2 separate regions of the Homo sapiens genome follow, and region 1 is linked to region 2. A link is an interaction called in ENCODE POLR2A ChIA-PET data of the cell type or tissue named here. Cell type or tissue: Panc1. All regions are shown on one strand. Links, peaks and the distances in the headings refer to the core of each region. The heading gives the core; the rest is flanking DNA. Region 1 has its middle 130 kb from the start of LNCBRM. Region 2 overlaps RMEL3 (enriched in melanoma 3).

Evidence for each region. ChIA-PET counts read pairs that join two places held together with the same protein. Peaks named below come from ENCODE experiments on the same cell type or tissue, not always from the same donor. Only the 100,000 strongest peaks of a DNase experiment are listed, where the experiment ranks them.
Region 1: POLR2A ChIA-PET joins it to region 2 with 5 read pairs; 2 of 35 experiments call an interaction of 5 or more read pairs at or near these places.

Annotation. Positions count from the first base shown.
Region 1 is chr5:57,699,670-57,710,737 of GRCh38, reverse strand. No RefSeq gene overlaps it. Among named protein-coding and RNA genes, the nearest start is that of LNCBRM, 130 kb to the right of the region's middle. In Panc1, for the core only: no CTCF peak of the experiment used is centred there; no DNase peak of the experiment used is centred there; H3K27ac peaks cover 6,820 bases.
Region 2 is chr5:57,463,919-57,474,986 of GRCh38, reverse strand. The region is part of intron 1 of RMEL3 (enriched in melanoma 3); the gene reads right to left. Among named protein-coding and RNA genes, the nearest start is that of ACTBL2, 13 kb to the left of the region's middle. In Panc1, for the core only: no CTCF peak of the experiment used is centred there; no DNase peak of the experiment used is centred there.

The DNA of each region.
Region 1 (11,068 bases), core at 1,326-9,325, 240 kb before region 2:
AATAAGTGAAAGACTGATAACACAATTCAGCTACAATCATTTGGGTATTTTTAACCTACTCCAAAAGTTAGCAGCATGATAAATGGGCCTCAATAGAGTGTACCTAGCACATCCATTTATTTCCCAAGTATAATATCATTTGCACATTTATAGGACTTCTTATTTTATAAACAAAGCAAGATACTTGTTAAAAAAATATACGAAAAGTATGCCTAAATGGTTTTATTATTTAGAAAAACAAGTGACACAGCCATGATGAATCTGACTTCCATGAAACCAAGGCCAAAATTTCTGAACATTTTTTCTCCTCGTCTTTGAACCACCAGGAAGGCAGTCTCTCCACAACACAGACAAAGGTCATCTCTCTGATTCCACCATCCCCAAACCATTTTCTACAAACACAGAGAACTAATTACTGAGCTGAAGAAAAATCATCTGGTGAAAACTGGCAACAGTGATGATATGCTATGGGAGGAACTGCACAGTCAGCTCCACAGACTTCTCTGATAGAGAGAACTCAATACTAATTAGTACAGGAAGGAGTAAAGGCTGATATGGTACAGCAGCACTTTGGCCTGAAAAGCCAAGGGGATTTCTAAAAATATACAAGAAAACTGCACTATGAAGTCCTCATTTCCTACCGCCTCTCCCTCCCTGGCCTTGGATACTTCTCCCAGAGCCAGCCTAGCATCTCAGGTTGGATTTCCCTGAAAACAGGAAAACCATGGCAAGGACTCAGAAAATCCCATCCCTGAGGAAGGGGCACTAGAGCTAAGAGCAGTTGCCTAGAACAGTGGGGGTAAATGATAAAGACAAAGGAAGAGGAAAACACAATCTTAAACTTAAGTGAAACTGCCTTTGCAAAAATTATAACTATGAGAAAATTATGACAGTGAAAGAGATCTGATCTAACCAAATCCTGTCTTGCCTTTAACCTCCAAACTGCCCTTAGTTATTTCTGGGCTTGGGCCACGTTAACTTTGGGAGAAATTTAGTTTAAATGACAATGGCTCTTCCCCAAAACTTAACTGTCTTTGGAAAGCTAATGAAAGACCATCTGGTTAAGAGGATGAGAAGAGCCTGAACCCTGCTAAGGTGTAGACAGAAATGACTACCAGTGTATATTCTGTAGGTCACAAGATTTGTAATTTCCCCAATTACTCCTGCAGTTAACATCACTATTGTAGAACATAAGATTGGCCTTTTGAGATGTCTTTTCATGTTTTTGCATTTCTGCTGACAAATGGCTCCACTCAGACCCACCAACAACTGTTCTGTGGCCCCATCCAGAAGCATGACTCAGCTCATAAGAGGACCACTCTCCACACCCCTATATTGTATCTCCAACCAATAAGCAGCACCCATTCTCTTGTCCACCAAAATATCCTTGAAAAACTCTAGCCTCCAAATGTTTAGAAAGGCTGATTTGAGTAATAATAAAACTCCAGTCTCCTGTTCAGCTGGCTCTGCGTGAATTAAACTCTCTCTATTGCAATTCCCCTGTCTTGGTAAATCAGCTCTATCTGGACAGCAAGCAAAATGAATCCATTGGGTGGCTGCAGAAGCTTGAATTGCTAAATGTGGAAGATACCTATCTCAGGGTGGAGGTGATTGGAGGCTTCATGACTATCTAGCTGCACCAGAGGTGGGGACCCATGGGCCCTCTCCTTAAGCCACTACAGTGATATATAAGAGGGGTAATTATTTCTGTCTCATCCTGGTTAAGTCACACAAATGTGGCTGCATCCATCTGGGAAAGGGAAAGCCTCTTTTGAGCTGAGCATGTTGGACGCTTTGGGAATTCTCTGGTGTAACTTAAGTACCAGAAACTGTTTTATTTTCATAAGAAAATTATATATAAGAGAGTTTTCTAAGACTTTTCTTTCATTTGTGGAGAATAGGGTTTCTATTCTATAAAAATAGTGGGGATTCTGGGTGGGGTACTGCCTGAGAGAGGTTGGCACAGCTGACATTCAACAGCCAGCCCCACTACACTGTAAACTTCCCCATTCCACACCCCATGCTTCATCGATTTGCCTTCCTTAGAAAAGTCCACCAATGGGGTTGTGGGGGAAAGGAAGTGCTATGGGGCTCCTTGTGATGTTCTAGCTGCCTCCTGGTCCTCACTATTTGCATATGGCGCTAGTCTACCTGGAGTCTGTATGTTTTTCTTATAACAGTACCCTTTTCTCATTCTTAAAAAAACCAAGAACAATTCTATCCCCTCTGATTTTTATGAGATATCTACAGCCTGCTCAGCAGAGACTCCCTTTGCTAAAAAAAATGGTCTAACTGATCCCCTCCAGGATTTCTGAACAATCTCCCATGAGCCTCTGAATATGCCACCAAATTAGAGGAACAGACTTGACAATTATGACTAATCCCTTTCCATAAGGTTATGGCTTTTAGGTGTGTAGCTGATTGTTTGTGTGAAGCATTTCCCTTCAAAAAAGAGAATCCTTAGGAAGTATTAGACAGGCTCATTTACTCCGTGTCCTGCAAAATAAAATCTCAGCAGAAAAGCATAAGTAAGCTAAAATTAGAATGTGAGGATTCCCCTACACAATTGTCTTCTGTTGAGATGCTGTGCAGGTAAAAATTGCTTAGATATTTTCCTACACATCTTGGAGATACAGAAAGCAAAGTGGAGTATACTTGACTGTGAACTCTTTGAGGTTAGATGCTCTAATTTCTTTTTATTTCTACTGTCAGATACAGGGCCTGACATATAAACGACAATTAATAAGTGTAAGTTAGAGTCTGAGTCTGTTCACAAGAAAGATAAAAGAGTAAGTATGAAATACTATACATTAGAAATACTGTAAGTTAAAAACTGAATCAGTTTCAGAATAGAAGTGTTGTTTTATATGGTATCATATATAAGACCAACTTTTAAAAGAGCTGTAGCAGGCCTAGATAACAAGGGAGTATAGATTAAAAGTCCAGCCTATCTAATCAGAAGGGCTTAATTATAGAAAAGTCTCAGAATTCTGAGTGGCTTATTTCATGTCAAAGCAATGATCATGAAAATAAAAGGACTTGTGAAGTCAGTAAATGACCAACAAACTTACACTTGAGAGGAGAACAATCAAGATGTAATGAAAAATCTAAGACATCTGGACATTTGAAGACAGTAACATCAAAAAGGGTCTCCAAGAAAGAGCGTTTTTGAAGAAAATAGCACATCAAGCTGAAGGCCAAGCATTCTCATGACTAACTACAACAGTATAAGAAGGATTAATGTGGCATGTGTGAGTATAAATGTAGAGTTGTGATATTAAAAATGTTTTGAATCACCAAACTAAACCTGTTGTCTATTTGCCCTAAGCCTTCTTCTCTTAGATTCAGTATTACCAAAGTAAGCTCTTGCATTTTCCCCCTTAGATTTGATTTGACTTTGATAAAGTTTTTAAGTGCTCTAAATAATATATTAGAAATAGACCTTTAAATCCTAGTGACACAATTTATGCTCAGAGACATTTCCTTTGACTTGTAAGCATAGTCTGAAATTTCCCCAACCAGATATTGAGGGAAGTCATTTCTAAACCCTTTCAATAAAAGAAAGCAAAAAAACCACACATTGAGGAACTATTTTCACCAATTTTTTATCTAAGTCCATTTCAAAGCCCATTTTAAAAATGCCAAAAAAAAAACTTGGCTAATTCATAAAATGCTGCACAAACACAAGGCAAACCATCATCATAAATAACAGACTGCCATCAGCTAACTTAAGTGTACCATAGAGCTATATGACAAGACCCACTGATAAGAGACTCAACCTTGCTCTTATCTCAGTGCCCAAGAAATCTTTTGACAGGATAAATTTGAACATTTTATTTCTGAACCCAATAAGAATAAAACCACAAGAACTCATGTCAGGAATAGAGCATGAGGATTCTTTGAAAGCTCATAAGTAATCTATAAGTTTATCCTTTTCCTCATTTCAAAGAGAATCACATCTCATTTTATAGGACTGCTAGAAATATATACAGGAAACACTTCAGCTTTTTTTTTTTTTTGAAGAAAAGTAACCATGAGAACAAATATGGCTACCTAGCTCATTGCAATTCTATGCAAATGATATTTGGTACATACTCAAAGCCACTACAGAAATCTTTATCAGCAAAAAATATGCTTCTCATTTCAACCCAAACTCCATTTATCTTCTAAACCTTCTAGGAGTTCTATGGAAATGATCCTCATTAACAAAAATTTGACAGGAAAAGAGAGATTACGTATGGCAAATGAGCTGAAGTGAATTCTCAAGGTTAGTGAGTAAATCACTGGTGAAAATATAATGAAGATGCAGGACTCTTGATTTTCCAATGTAATAATTATTTGACCATTAGAACTTAAATTAACAGATCCCAAAATGAATTCAACTCCAATTATTAAAAACTGGAAACCCTCAAGGACAAATGAAACTAACTTCATAGGTTTTGACTATTCTGAAAATATAATTTATTTAAAGCTGAATATAAAGTCATTATTAATTTAGAGAACAATGTATTTTTAAAAGCGCACTGTCCTCTCACTCCCTTCAGTAAGAATCTGCACCGGTAAGAAGCGTTCTGCTTCTTAGCTGTTGTATTCGGATATGAGTATGTTTTTTACATTCTAATAAAAAAAATAGGTTATGCCATTAGACTCAGCAGCATCTCAGAGAGTTCAATAGGCATTCTGTCTTTCTCCCAACGCCTGCTGCCATGTATCACCCAAACACTAATGGAAATAATAGATAAGTTCACCTTTGGACTCTGACAATAATCCTTGAAGCCAAGGACAAATTTCAAAATCCATCAACTACTGAAAAGAAAATAGATACACTGCTATTGTATATTGGGCTCTGCTGGCAAGCTACTTTAATGTTAACATAAGGTAACTTCCCTGATTCCAGTGCTTGTTTGTGATCATGTAAATAGCTGGTTAGATTTTGTGTCATCTAGATTATGTCTCATCCAACCCACGAACTTAAATACTATGGCGTAAACATTTCATGAGGAAGTTGGATAGATGAGTTTAGAATAAGATTGAAAAAACATTAGCTGGTAAAAGTGTCCTTCAAAACATGTTCATTAGGAATACAAATGAGAATTTATGGTTACAACATATTCTTAGCCTTTGTGTAGTTCTGCTAGAGAAGGCCTGGAATCTGAATGAATATCCCTGAGGTCACACCCTCATTGGTGTGCTTCAGAAAAGCAGATATCCAGACCAATGAGGATAAATACGACACATAAAGGAAAAATCATATTCGACTGCACTCTTCCAAGCATTATCGGCCACTAAAGTCACTCTTTGCTGCAGCCAAAATCTCCCACCTTCACCATTTCTTCTCCTGTTATCATGTTTGTTTGGGTTTTTTAAATATCTTTTTTCTGAGCTTGTGCAAACTCGTTTCTCCCTTTTCATTCTATCATCCTACACATTGTCTGTGGCCAGTTCATTCTTCCTTCCACCAGCTTCACTCATGTCATTCCCTACCCAAAATGGTCATTGTGTTTCTACTCTCCATAAAAATTTTATTCACCACTGATTTTATCTGAAGAATGCAAAGCCAAAGGAAATTTATTATTGTTGTTGTTCTTGCTGCTGCTATTGTTGTTAAGTTGCAAGCTTGCTTTCTTCTTGGTCTGCTTCTCCAACATGCCTCTCTGAGTCATGAAAGGTAAACTCTTTTCTCCACAGATCTTAACACAATCCTCTTCTCCCTCTTCTTTCCTCTGCTAACCTTTTATTTGATAATCCACAGTCTACATGTTCTCTTTACCTTCAATCTCCAAATGCAGAAATCTCCCTAAGCTTGTCATGGGAGGAATTTTCTACATTTTATTTTCTCCAAGTACCGTACAGTTTTATTTTTCCTCTTCCTCCTTCATTGCCACAAGTCATCTAAAATCTTCTGCCCCATTTCTGATTCTCTCGTTAACTCACTGGACTCTGACTTTCATCATCAACCAGCTACTAAAACTTCTCTTCTTTTTGAAGGTGTCTCATCCTTCAAGGAGGAATCTCCAGAGCAGGGTATACGCACCCAAGAAGTAAGAAATAGTCAGTTGCAGCATGGGAAAAATATTAGAATTTCTATTAATATATTGTATTCTATAATAACATTAAAGGAAGTAGGCATCGATATTTAATATAAAAATATCATATGTGTGTAAGTCTATACACACAGCAAGTATGAAGCTATCATGCTACTCACATGCAATTACTCTTTTCCACCATATTACAAAAACTATAATTTGTGTGCCTATCAAGGTAGATTTATAGATGGTATCATGTTTTTAACATAAACTAAACCTCACAAAAAATATAAGTACCTTAAAAACATTTCTTATAAGAAACCACAGGTTGAAAAAGAAGCAATGTTTATAAAACAGGAAATAAGGAAATGGCAAAGAAGACATTTCTACTTTTAGTTTCAACTATTTTTTGTACCACATAACAAAATTAATATATAAACCTAATAAGATCCAACAAAGAGAGCGATTAAAATATCATGAAGAGGACTACTTGAAATATGGACTTATTTCCATTATTGTTAATGAGATTTTATTTTACAAAGAGGCAAGTGTTTCATATTAGTTGATCTTTTTTGTAATGACAATTTGCTGATGATAATATAACTACAGAGATAAGAAATAAAAACTTCAGTGGTTAAAAGTGGCTTCTAAATAATGAGTAAGAAATTAGCTGCTTTCTCAGCCAACAAACATGAAAAAATGCTAATCATCAGTAAATCATCAGAGAAATGCAAATCAAAACCACAGTGAGATACTATCTCACACCAGTCAGAATGACTACTATTAAAAAGTCAAAAAAACAACAGATGTTGGGTAGGCTGTGGAGAAAAGGGAATACTTACATGTTATTGGTAGGAATGTAAATCAGTTCTGCCGCTGTGAAAAGCCCTTTGGAGATTTCTCAAATAACTTAAAGCAGAACTACCATTCAACCCATCAATCCCATTCCTGGGTATATATCCAAAAGAAAGCAAATAGTGCTACCTAAAAGACACATGCACTCTTATGTTCACCACAATACTATTCACAATGGCAAAGTCATGGAATCACCCTAGGTGCCCGTCAACAGTGGATTGGATAAAGAAAATGTGGTAATATACCACATAGAATACTATGCAGCCATAAAAAAGAATGAAATCATGTCCTTTGCAGCAACGTGGATGCAACCAGAGGCTGTTATCCTAAGCAAATTAACACAGGAACAGAATAACACAGGAACAGAAAACCAAATACCACATGTTCTCACTTACAAAGTGGGAGCTAAACATCAGGTATTCATGGATATAAACATGGGAACAATAGACACTGGGAACTACTAGAGGAGAGAGGGAGGGTGGAAGGGGGACAAGCACTGAAAAACTAACTGTTTGGTGCTATGCTCAGTACCTGGCTGACAGGATCATTTGTGCCTCAAACCTCAGCATCACACAATATACTCAGGTAGCAAACCTGCACATGTACCCCCAAATCTAAAATAGAAGTTGAAAGAAAAAGAAAAAGAAAAATGAATCAGCTGTTTTCAAAGGAAATATATGCTATGGTGAAAGCATATTGAAACTGAAATTTAGAAATTATTATATAATTATGTGTGAAATCACTATATGATTTTGGTGCCCAAAATATTGTAAGTATATCACTTACACACACTTTTACATCTGCACTCTAAAAATAATTGAAAATATAATTTTAATGTGTTTAAAGTCTTCGAAATAAATGTGTTCGTATGTTTTATGTGAATACATATATATAGAATATATGTATACATATGGAATATGACATAGAGCGCACAATTTGTTGACAATTTTGTTAACATTGGGGACAAAGTAAACTTACAAACTGAACTTTAACAAATAACTTTGTAATTGGTGGATAGGATTGAAAAATTTGAACAATAGATTATTAAGTGTATCATTAAAGATTTTGCTTAGTTCTTCATATATTTTTCATGTGAACACCACTAGAACCAAGTATTAAATTAAAGGAACCCATGGCCAGACCTTGGAATTATGATACTACTATGTGATTCATAAATGTAAACCAAAATTTAAAAGCTTTTAATTAGGTTAATTCCATTCATAATCAAGATTTTCAGCAGGAGAAATTATATAACCAAAGATGTAAATAAAAACCCTCTACTTTTACATTAGAATTAGAAATAACATGTATTTACAAGTTACTTTTTTCTTTCATACACACACATACACTCACACACTTATAGCTTCTCCCAGTAAAAAAATCCCAGAAGAATTAATAATCCAGTAGCAGTAAACACCCTTACTGCACAGCTTGTGATTTCTAAATACAGTTGCCCACTAAAAAGGATCAATGATCCTTGGAAAAATGCTGCTTGAAGGTCTGGAGCAGAATATATACAAGATGAACTTGGCCACCTTGTTGATGTTGGGTGCTATGTTTGGAGACAACAGTAAAAAAGGTAGTAAAGACTAATGAGTTTTAATAAAAAGACTTAGTAGCCAAATTGGAGAGGCTGCTTCACCAGCAATGTGATAATTTTGAGCACCAAATATAATAACAACTAAAGTTTATTAAAACATAAAATATATAAAAATCCATGAATTTATACTTCATCATGATATTAAATAATTTTTTTAAAAACCTCAATTTTCTGAAAAAATGACAAAGGGAAATTATCAAACAATGTTCTATCTTTCTTATATGAACCATATTTTGGGATGACCAGTAGTTGACAAATGATTCTTTTTATAGAAGATTTCTAGTTTGTAAATTCAGAAGGAGGAATAGAATTTTTTTAAGTTACAATTTACAATCCCCCCACCCCCAAAATAATGTATCTAAGCAATGGACATCAATGGATACTAAAATCATTAGGTAAAATAGTTCTTTATAACAGATGAATAGAATAAGGTTTCAAATACATAAGCCTACTGATAAATCTTAAAATCTAAAATGACCATTAAAAGTGGGTCAATAGATATGTATCTTCTGGTATATTCCAATAGTAAAAGACACAACTTCTAGATCTAACTATTGGTTTATAGCAAATAAGGAGCTAGAGAAACAAATTAAGCAAAACATAAAGAAGCAATAATTCATATCCAAACATGAGATATTCTATAGAAAATATGACCTGGTTTCTACAACAAATGAAATATATATATATTTAAGATAAAGCTTTTGTAAATTAAAAGAGACAGGACACAACAACTAAACACTAAGTGGATCTTGCTTGGATCTTGGTTTGGACATATACCAACTCTAAAAAATGTTTTGAGACAATTAGGGAAATTTGAATATGGACTGGTATTCGATATTAAGAAATTATTGCTAATTTTAGGTGTGATATAACATTGTGTTTATTTTTAAAATTTATTACAAATTAAAGATACATCTTGAAATATTTATAGGTAAAATGATGTCTAGAGTTTGCTCTATAATACTCTAGACCCCCTACAAAATATCAAGTAGTAAGGATGGGTAAATGAACAAGATTGACAAAATGTTATAGATTTTTAAAGTTGGATGATGATTCCATGGAGGGTAATTATAGTATTACCTCTATTTATTTTTATCTTTGAAAATTCTATTATAAAAATTTAAACTGCAATGCTTTTACTAAAAATATTAATATTATTCTTACTATTATTATTTTAGTGGGAGGGAAATGTTTGCTTTAGAATTGTAAAAGTATTATTTAATGTTTTAATTTCTTCCTTAACTCAAATTTTTGTATGTTATTTAATCAGGAATAAGTAGAATACAAATGTAAGTGATTTAAAATAAATAAATACCTTTGGTGCAGGCTCAAAACATTTTTACTACTATAGGAAATACTAATGATGAAAGTTTGGGGACCACTTCTTTAAAGATGACAGTATTGTATGTAGATCTCTATCCTATTTCTTTAAACATTCCTTCTTTATTGCTTTTCTGACTTTTCTTGCTTCTTCTGCCCCATAATTCTGGCCATTGCCTTGCCCTGTGCCTCTCTCTCTGCCCCCTTCTATGTTGCTTGAATGTGGGTCTCTCTCCCTCTCTCGGCCTCTCTGCTTCTCATCATCCTTTCTCTGGTTGCTATTTTCTCTTTGGAGTTCCTCCCAATTGATAAGCCCAGTCCCATTTTCACTACATCCTAGAATCCAATTCCAATCTTTTACCTACAACTTAGTAGGAATATATCCTGACGCCAAGAATGTAAAACTCTGAGTCAACCATCTCCAAGCACACTTCATCCTCCCAATCATATCCTATGGATTTTTATTTTTCATTTTAAATGTCTTTATACCCTCTCACCTCTGTCTTCATTCTCACTGCCTCAATTTAAATCCAAGTTTTCATATTGTTCCCTCAAATAGCACCGCTGAAAATTGCCTCCTAACAAGACTTTCTTATGCCATTCTCTCATATCACAGCAGCACTAATATTTGCGAAACACCCCTTTTATCAGGTCACAACTTTCAAGGGCTGCTATTTCCTACCACACCACATCACAAGTCTTTTGCCTGGTTTCCAAATCTGTTTGTCATATAATGACGCCTCCCTACCAGCCCAATTACAACCTCATCCTTCTATCCAGGGCATTTTCCATTGGACTCACTCCCATCTCTGTGCCTTTGTTTCTCTTATTCTCCTCACCTGCAATATTCTTCTCTTTCCTCACCATCTATTCTTCAACCCCTCCCCTTCATTACAGGTCCATGTTTCCTTCCTGCATGAAGCCTTCTTTGAATTACATTTGCTCCCAGTTATCTACCCCTCTCTAAAATCCTAAAGCATTTACTCTTTGTGCAACCAATTTCAGGCTGAATTATAAATAAAACTATAACTTATATAAATCTTTAATCTTATCTTTTTTTATTGTCAATCCCAAATCTGCAATATTACATGAGTACCCAGGTTGGGAAGCATACGAGAGACGTAAAGAAAAGCTTTGTCAAGGGAAGTTACCGAGCATCAGCGACTGACTGAATTCTTTTAAAGTTTTTAATACCCTTTCAATCGCAAGCAAAATAAATCTAACTCAAACTGGCTTTTGGAAAAAATGGTAAAACATTTCTGTCACT
Region 2 (11,068 bases), core at 1,796-9,795:
ATGTAAAAGAACAGAAATTATAACAAACTATCTCTCAGACCACAGTGCAATCAAACTAGAACTCAGGATTAAGAATCTCACTCAAAGCCGCTCAACTACATGGAAACTGAACAACCTGCTCCTGAATGACTACTGGGTACATAACGAAATGAAGGCAGAAATAAAGATGTTCTTTGAAACCAACGAGAACAAAGACACAACATACCAGAATCTCTGGGACGCATTCAAAGCAGTGTGTAGAGGGAACTTTATAGCACTAAATGCCCACAAGAGAAAGCAGGAAAGATCCAAAATTGACACCCTAACATCACAATTAAAAGAACTAGAAAAGCAAGAGCAAACACATTCGAAAGCTAGCAGAAGGCAAGAAATAACTAAAATCAGAGCAGAACTGAAGGAAATAGAGACACAAAAAACCCTTCAAAAAATCAATGAATCCAGGAGCTGGTTTTTTGAAAGGATCAACAAAATTGATAGACCTCTAGCAAGACTAATAAAGAAAAAAAGAGAGAAGAATCAAATAGACACAATAAAAAATGATAAAGGGGATATCACCACCGATCCCACAGAAATACAAACTACCATCAGAGAATACTACAAACACCTCTACGCAAATAAACTAGAAAATCTAGAAGAAATGGATACATTCCTCGACACATACACTCTCCCAAGACTAAACCAGGAAGAAGTTGAATCTCTGAATAGACCAATAACAGGAGCTGAAATTGTGGCAATAATCAATAGTTTACCAACCAAAAAGAGTCCAGGACCAGATGGATTCACAGCCGAATTCTACCAGAGGTACAAGGAGGAACTGGTACCATTCCTTCTGAAACTATTCCAATCAATAGAAAAAGAGGGAATCCTCCCTAACTCATTTTATGAGGCCAGCATCATTCTGATACCAAAGCCAGGCAGAAACACAACAAAAAAAGAGAATTTTAGACCAATATCCTTGATGAACATTGATGCAAAAATCCTCAATAAAATACTGGCAAACCGAATCCAGCAGCACATCAAAAAGCTTATCCACCATGATCAAGTGGGCTTCATCCCTGGGATGCAAGGCTGGTTCAATATACGCAAATCAATAAATGTAATCCAGCATATAAACAGAACCAAAGACAAAAACCACATGATTATCTCAATAGATGCAGAAAAAGCCTTTGACAAAATTCAACAACCCTTCATGCTAAAAACTCTCAATAAATTAGGTATTGATGGGACGTATTTCAAAATAATAAGAGCTATCTATGACAAACCCACAGCCAATATCATACTGAATGGGCAAAAACTGGAAGCATTCCCTTTGAAAACTGGCACAAGACAGGGATGCCCTCTCTCACCGCTCCTATTCAACATAGTGTTGGAAGTTCTGGCCAGGGCAATCAGGCAGGAGAAGGAAATAAAGGGTATTCAATTAGGAAAAGAGGAAGTCAAATTGTCCCTGTTTGCAGACGACATGATTGTTTATCTAGAAAACCCCATCGTCTCAGCCCAAAATCTCCTTAAGCTGATAAGCAACTTCAGCAAAGTCTCAGGATACAAAATCAATGTACAAAAATCACAAGCATTCCTATACATCAACAACAGACAAACAGAGAGCCAAATCATGAGTGAACTCCCATTCACAATTGCTTCAAAGAGAATAAAATACCTAGGAATCCAACTTACAAGGGATGTGAAGGACCTCTTCAAGGAGAACTACAAACCACTGCTCAAGGAAATAAAAGAGGATACAAACAAATGGAAGAACATTCCATGCTCATGGGTAGGAAGAATCAATATCGTGAAAATGGCCATACTGCCCAAGGTAATTTACAGATTCAATGCCATCCCCATCAAGCTACCAATGACTTTCTTCACAGAATTGGAAAAAACTACTTTAAAGTTCATATGGAACCAAAAAAGAGCCTGCATCGCCAAGTCAATCCTAAGCCAAAAGAACAAAACTGGAGGCATCATGCTACCTGACTTCAAACTATACTACAAGGCTACAGTAACCAAAACAGCATGGTACTGGTACCAAAACAGAGATATAGATCAATGGAACAGAACAGAGCCCTCAGAAATAACGCCGCATACCTACAACTATCTGGTCTTTGACAAACCTGACAAAAACAAGAAATGGGGAAAGGATTCCCTATTTAATAAATGGTGCTGGGAAAACTGGCTAGCCATATGTAGAAAGCTGAAACTGGATCCCTTCCTTACACCTTATACAAAAATCAATTCAAGATGGATTAAAGATTTAAACGTTAGACCTAAAACCATAAAAACCCTAGAAGAAAACCTAGGCATTATCATTCAGGACATAGGCGTGGGCAAGGACTTCATGTCCAAAACACCAAAAGCAATGGCAACCAAAGCCAAAATTGACAAATGGGATCTAATTAAACTAAAGAGCTTCTGCACAGCAAAAGAAACTACCATCAGAGTGAACAGGCAACCTACAACATGGGAGAAAATTTTCGCAACCTACTTATCTGACAAAGGGCTAATATCCAGAATCTACAATGAACTCAAACAAATTTACAAGAAAAAAACAAACAACCCCATCAAAAAGTGGGCGAGGGACATGAACAGACACTTCTCAAAAGAAGACATTTATGCAGCCAAAAAACACATGAAAAAATGCTCATCATCACTGGCCATCAGAGAAATGCAAATCAAAACCACTATGAGATATCATCTCACACCAGTTAGAATGGCAATCATTAAAAAGTCAGGAAACAACAGGTGCTGGAGAGGATGTGGAGAAATAGGAACACTTTTACACTGTTGGTGGGACTGTAAACTAGTTCAACCATTGTGGAAGTCAGTGTGGCGATTCCTCAGGGATCTAGAACTAGAAATACCATTTGACCCAGCCATCCCATTACTGGGTATATACCCAAAGGATTGTAAATCATGCTGCTATAAAGACACATGCACATGTATGTTTATTGCGGCACTATTCACAATAGCAAAGACTTGGAACCAACCCAAATGTCCAACAATGATAGACTGGATTAAGAAAATGTGGCACATATACACCATGGAATACTATGCAGCCATAAAAAATGATGGGTTCATGTCCTTTGTAGGGACATGGATGAAATTGGAAACCATCATTCTCAGTAAACTATCACAAGAACAAAAAACCAAACACCGCATATTCTCACTCATAGGTGGGAATTGAACAATGAGATGACATGGACACAGGAAGGGGAATATCACACTCTGGGGACTGTGGTGGGGAGGGGGGAGGGGGGAGGGATAGCATTGGGTGATATACCTAATGCTAGATGACGAGTTAGTGGGTGCAGCGCACCAGCATGGCACATGTATACATATGTAACTAACCTGCACAATGTGCACATGTACCCTAAAACTTAAAGTATAATTAAAAAATAAATAAATAAATAAATAAAATAAAATAAAAAAAGTACAATTTTAAAATTTTGATGGACTCAGAGAAACAAAAGTTGATGTAGAGAAAGGAAATTTTATCAATGAAAAAGATGGTAAAATACCAATTAAAAACAAAATTCTTGTGCAACCAAACTTTAGATCTTATTCCTTCTATCTAACTATATTTTTGTACTCACTAACCATCCCCTCTTTATCTGCACTCTTTCCTACCACCCTTCCCAGCCGCTGGTAACCATCATTCTACTATCTCCATGAGTTCAGTGTTTCCTAGCTTCCACACATGAGTGAGAACATGCAATATAGTTAACGGTAATTTAGCGTATATCTCAAAAGAACTAAAAGAGTGGAATTGGAATGTTCCTGACACAAAGAAATGATAACTGCTTGAGGCGATAGATATCCCAATTACCCTGATTTGATCGTTATATATTAAATGCTTGTATCAAAATATTACATGTACCCCACAAAAATGTGTTACTATTATGTGTCCATGATAATTAAAAATGCTTTCTTAATTCTTTATTTTTACCTGATCTCAGTAGCACTTACTCATTACTTTCATATTTGAGTCACTGTAGCCAAAATCTGTAGCCAGTCTGCTTGACTGCTCCTCAAACATTGCCCCGACAAAGGAATTCTTCATAGGGTCAAGTATGTAGGATGAATATAGTAGATACTGATTGATTCATTTTTGTTTTTGTCTTGATTTTTAGCTAACCAGCAACTTAATGCCCTTTTTATTGACAAGAATTTCCTTTAATTCCCTTTTGTGTGAACCTTGATGGGAGGCAAGCCCCTGAGTTGCACTTGTTCATTATCAGCTAGAACTTAGGCTCAGCCTATCAGATACTCTATTCTGAGATTTTCAATACTTAGAATCTGACAAAGTGATGCAAATTTGCAGGAACTGTTGAGAAATTACTCATGCATTTTGTGACACAGGAACTCATCAGTGACGATGGCATGGTCCCATAATAGAGTCCTAACCAGACTATTGCTTTGGCACAACTTAAGCTAATTTTCTTTTTGGTTTCTGTCCATTTCCCAAGAATGGAATCTGTGAGCTATTCATTATTCCTTCAAAAATATTTTTTCCTGCTTAAGCTATCTAAAGGCAATTTCTGCTGCATGCAATTAAGTATGTTGACTGAAACATATTTTGGTACCAGGGAATGGAATTGTAGATAACAGACCCTTAAAGAATTGGGCAATTCTAGGATTGGTCATCTGGCTCAATTCAGGCTAATGGCAGTTAAAAAAAAAACCCACTAGCATTCATTAAGGGGAATCTTACAGCTCATGGCAAACAGGAGAGAAATTGCTCATTAAAATATCTCCTGGGATCACTTAAAATAAAACACTTTTGGGGGTCAAGGCTGTGGGGAATAAAGCTTTCACTGTCATTGAACAGTATAAAGGATATGAGTAATTTCATGTTGAAGAATGGATGGCTGCCTTCACTGACTCCAACCAGCTTAAAAGAGAGTATAACAAAGTTAAATTCCTACACATATCTCAAAGCACACACTGAGCTAAAAGAATCTTTTATCTCTTAGAGACATAGGGCTGAGTACCTAAAAAACAAACTTCATTGATTGAATTCACAGCTTCACTAGGACTTTCATTTTAAATTTAGGGCAAAGATGGAAAAGAATGAGACCCCAAGAACCGGAGTGGCTATTTAGGAGAATTTGAGAATCTGGAGATCCCAAACATCCAGCCCTGCCCCTTTGAAGCCAAAGCAGCCTCTTTTTCCTCATTTGATGAAAGCTTTATCATTTGGTTGCACACCTAAAACAGCCTTACCTAATGGAAGGTCCTGAAAACGAACAGCTAATTTTAACAGTTAGGGTCCTTGTAAGTAAAATAGAGAATACTCAGAGGGTTTTAACTGAAGAAAATTTAATTAAAGAATGTTTACAGAGGTCTAGACAGGATTAAGGAATCAATAAGGTATGATGAGACATAACAGCAAGAATCCATTATCATCTCTAAGCTTGAAGGATTAAGAAAAAGGAGAGGTGCGATCATAGCCCAGCAAGAATGTCAGAGAAGAGGAGCTATGGCCATAAAGGAATACAGTCCCAGCCAGGACCCTGGCAAAAGAAAAACAAAGAAGAGAAAATAAAATCCCTGACCTCTGCCCTCCTTCACTCCCCAACAATTTCACTGGGGTATCCCATTGGTCTAAACCCAGTAAGAAGCCAGAGATCAAGGGAAGCCAGGTGATGTAGTTCTTAGAGGTCAGCATACAAAAGGACAGAGCAAAACAGGGTCTTTATTTGCAGTCATGCAAACAATGGATAGGTCTGGAAAAATACAAGAGGTATCTTGTAAGCTAAATCTGGTGGTAATTCAAAATGCGGCTATTACTCTAGACATAGATTTTATTTGCTACTTATTGGAGCAAATTAGTAAATTCCCTGTAGCTATTAACATAGTTAATAGTTTTTCTCTGGGATAAAAAAATAACTTTTTAGAAATTTGCTTTTACCTGGTATGGACATAGATAACTTTACCATCTTGCTGCAGTTTTAAGACAATTGCCCAATTCTGTAGTACAATTCAGTGTTCAATGACTGTCTCATAATGCCAGAGGACATCATAGTGGTTTACATCATACTTTGGAATCTACAGAGCAGAATGTATTGTGTAACTTCAGCAAATCTTACTAAGAGTGCAATGGATAAATCTCACAAAAATACAAAACAAGGGTTTTACTTCAGGCAACTTTTTTTTTTGAGGGAGGAGGATGGAAATTAGGATATATTTTTAGACGATAGGCTCCAAATAACAAAATGCTATCACCTTTGAGTGATAATTTCTCCAATGGATTTAGGCTACATTGAAAGCCATTCTGGGACTTGACCCTTACAACCCAGCAAATGCGAAATTTCTCAACAATTCTGTGGTAGGTGGAGTTACTCAATAGAGTTGGGAAGCATCCCCTAGGGCAGGAGTTCAGCAGCATCCCTTACGGCAGGGGTCCCCAAACCTTGGGCCACAGTACTACTCTGTGGCCTGTTAGGAACCAGGCTGCACTGCAGGAGGTGATCGGTGGGCTAGAGAAGCTTTATCTGTATTTACAGCCGCTCCCCATCACTCATATTTTCACCTGAGCTCCACCTCCTGTCAGATCAGCGGCTGCATTAGATTTGTAGGAGGGCGAACCCTATTGTGAACTGCACCTGGAAGGGATCTAGGTTGCACGCTCCTTAGCTCCTTATGAGAATCTAGTTCCTGATGATCTGTCACTGACTCCCATCACCCCCAGATGGGACCATTTAGTTGCAGAAAAATGAGCTCAGGACTCCCACTGATTTTACATTAATGGTAACTTGTATAATTATTTCATTATATATTACAATGTAATAATAATAGAAATAAAGTGCACAATAAATGTAATGTGATTGGGTCATCTCAAAACCACTCCCCCACCCCCCAGTCTGTGGAAAAATTGTCTTCCACAAAATCGTGGTGCCAAAGCATTTGGGGAGTACTGCCCTACAGTTTTAAAGCGACGCATTACCCATTTCGACAAACAACTATACTTCTCTTAAGAACGAGTTCTTAAGCCAGGAGCAGCGTCTCACACCTGTAATCCCAGCACTTTGGGATGTGGAGGTGGGTGGATCACAAGGTCAGGAGTTCGAGATCAGGCTGACCAAAATGGTGAAACCCCGTCTCTACTAAAAATACAAAAATTAGCCAGGCATGGTGGCACACACCTGTAATCTCAGCTACTCAGGAGGCTGAGGCAGGAGAATCGCTTGAATGAGGCGGAGGTTGCAGTGAGCTGAGATTGCAACACTGCACTCCAGCTTGGGTAACAGAGCGAGACTCTGTCCCAAAAACAAAAGAAAACAAACAAAAAAGAGTTCTTGAATTGCTATTGAGTATAGGTAGAGATTGACTATGTCATCTTAACATGTAACTTGCAACCTGAACTACTTATTATAAACTGGTTAACCTAGCCGTAAAAACTACCATGCCAGCAGCACTCCATAATCAGGTCGTACTAATTTCAGGCTGAGACTGAGTAAATTCTGAAGGTATAAATAAGTTGCACAGACAGATTGCTCACATCCAACCCACATAAGTCCCCATTTTTTACTGGTAGGTCACAGTGGTAGTGTATGTTTCCAGGAATTAATGTTAACTTAGAACCAGTATCCAACAATCTCTGAAACATATGCCTGTAGTATACAGTTACCCTTGTAAATGGTGCAGGGTATTCATATTTAAATTCACACATGCAACTTCATGAGGAGTTGCCTATAATCAGTCGTCTAAGGCGTAAAAAAAAAAGCAAGCCAGACTTACAGAGAGATGCCAGCAACCAGAAACAGATTCTGCAGTGTTCAAACCCAGCCACAGCAATAGGCTGGGAGAGCAGAGAAGGGGGTCATCCTAGCAGGCAGATCTGCAATCAGTGCAGGGTTTTTTTCCACTTTAACTTTGAGGTAAGAATTTACATTAGTTTCAGGGCAGTGGCTAACAAATAAAGGAAATAAAATTGAGAATGATTGACAAAGAAACTTAAAGGGGAGACATGAAGGAGAACTCGGAAAGGGAAGTATTCGTATCTCATGTGAATGCATTCTCAACAGACCTTACTGTGGAGGAGACTTAATAATCACATCGACCTACTGCTGGACTGTCAGTCTTCTTTCTCAGATGTTCAAGTGCCTGAGCAGTGAGTTCATAAATAAAAAAGCCACGATAGAACAGTGCAGAATATGCAGAGGACCTACACCACAGGCTCACACTGCCCAAGGCTACTCTGGCTGCTTCCACAGCTGAGTGCCAGCTTTGCTAACATAAGCGACCAGCCCTAAGCCCTGAAAAAGTGACATACTCCAGAGGAGCCAGCCAGAGCCCTGATGGCATGTTGATTACATTGCACCTTTTCCCTTATGGATGAAGCACTGGGATTAAAAGTGGATTTGGATTTGCCTTCTCTGCCAATCTTGATTGCTACTATTGCTTCCTAGCAAGAACTCACATTATAGTAAAAAATGCAGGTCAGTAGGTTGGGCATTAAAGAGCTTCAGTATCTAGTCTGGTACTATATCACGCAGAAGTAACTGGCCTTATAGAAGAGTGGAATGATGTACTGAAGAATCAGCCACAATGCCAATTAGGAGACAACGCTTGAAAGGTTGGGGTGCTGTCCCCCAGGATGCAGTACATACACTGATCCAGTGAGCAAGAAATGGTGTTTTCCCATGACTGGGATACATGGACCTTGCAATGGAAAAATAGAAGTTGGGGTAACACCCCTCATTATTACAGCTAATGACTCCCTTGCAATTATAGTTATCATCCCCATAGCTCTGCCCTCTGATAGTTTAAAGCAGAAGTTGGCAACATTTTTCTGCAAAGGGCTGAATAGTAACTATTTCAGGCATTGCAGGGCATGCAGTCTCTGTCACAATCACTCTGCCACTATAGCTTGGAAACAGCCATAGGCAATATGTAAATAAATAAATGTGACTATGTTCCAATAAAACATTTATTTACAAAAACAGGTGACAGGACTATGGGCCATCATTTCCTAAATCTTGGTCAGAGGAGGAATACTTCTACAAATGAACATGAAGATTATTTCATTTCATCAAAAACTAAAACCATCCCCTGGCCATTTTTAGCTCCCCTACCAGTGGACAAACTGGCATAAAAGGAAATTACTATTGACATAAATAACTGATCCTGACAATAAAGAAGAAGTAAGTTTGCTGCTTCATTATGGAGACAAGAATGAATATGGATAAGGCCTAGAAAATCTCCTAGAGTACCACTTACATAACTATGTTCAGAGATAAAATTAACCAAAGATACTATAATTTCATATAGACAGAGCGCGAAGGCTCAAGTTCTTTGGTGGTGAAGGATCATCCCACCAGGTAAAGTAAGATCAACAGCTGAGTTGCCCCCCGAAGGTTTCCTTTGGGAAGAGAAAGTAATGAGTTCCAGATTCAAAATGTTGTTTCAGGGTCCAGAAAGACGTTGGTTGGTATACACCTGGCACAGCAAGAAGGTAGAGATAGAGGCTATAGTCCTCTTTTCTGCAACTCAAAAAGACATCTAGATAGAATTGTCTACTATGTAAAACAGCTGGGACTGGCAGACCAGAGGCAGAGAAGAAGACACCCCAAGTCAACCAGAAAGCAAACACAGCACTTATGTGGTGGAGTAAATCAACACATTCAAAATAACAGCATAAAGGTGCTGAGGTGGGGAGGGAGGCAGTATGTTTATCTTCATGACCATTGTTTCATTAATTGTGATTAATATGATCTGTGCTGAGAAGATTGAGAATACTAAAGAATAGTAAGCAATGTGTTTGTTCTCACCAGATTGCTCTGGATGAGAATACAAGACGTAAGTACGTTAAAAAATATAAATTAAAATGAAGACAACTGTACAAGTGATATTAGGAAGTACATAAAATTTCTAGTGATAAATTCCATGATTCAATGACCTCTGAGAAAGAATAACCAGCTTTGCTGGTGACTGCTGGAGCAGGGGCTGGTGCTCTTGTGTACACGTTTTATTTTCATGAAGCCATTCAGGGTCTCACGAAGGTGTTCTTTTTTTTAGAGATGGGTTATGTTGACCAGGCTGGTCTCCAACTCCTGGCCTCAAGTGATCTATTCCAGCCTCCCAAAGTGCTGGGAATACAGGCATGAGGCACTGCACCCGGCCTAATTAAGGTGGTTCTAACAGCTCCCGGAACACTAATGTGTGGTTATTTTTAGAGGACTGAGAAGCCTATTCCAAACAATTTTGCAGGGGGGATTAGGGCTGTGATAAATTGTAATGGACCCAAGAGAGGGCCAGTGTAATGACTTCTGGACTGGTAGTATCACAGAAGACTTCTATACGAGGTGAGTTACAATTTGAAGGGAATGTTGCAGTCCTCTTCATTCTGTGTGTAGCAGCTACATTTTTTATTAAATGGTAAAAACAAGGCGTTATCCAGATGAGAACCAGAGGCAGTTTAGAATCAGTAGACTATGTGGAGGCAGCAAAGCATAAAGAATATGGATTGCTGATGAAGCTGGATCAGGGAAGATCAAAATTGAAGTTCAGGATCCTTTCTTTTCAGACCCTAAACTTCTGAGGGGAGCAGATAACACTAGGCTAAGAGAAAGAAATTGCCACCAGCAATTTCTGGTGAAATTGAAAGCAGCAGCCCAAGAATTAATGTGATCCACAGCAGGGCAGCCTTGCACTTATTGGTATGCTCAAGAGAGAGATCAGGCTATGTGTGGGTAGCATGGAGCCAACTGTATATTATCTTTCAGGTAACTTGAGTGTTAAGGAGTGGCAGGAGGTCTTGCTCATTACAGTAAGAACCTACAGCATCATCAAACGATTAATGCTAGGTAAGTTGTTCAATGGGGCACATTTCCCAGGCTTTTAGATTGAAGACCTGTACCCAGAGAAGAATGACTGCGGCCTGAGAGTAACATGCTTCACGTGGATTTCCCTAGGCATGTGGAATAGAATTTCAGTTAAAAGTGAACATTTGCTTGGAACTTTTAAAGTTTCAACCACTCACATTGGTGGAATCTGTTCTCTTTGAAAATGTGAGAAATGTTTGCCATTTGAAATTTTTATTTCCAGACCCAGAAATATTAAGGTTTAC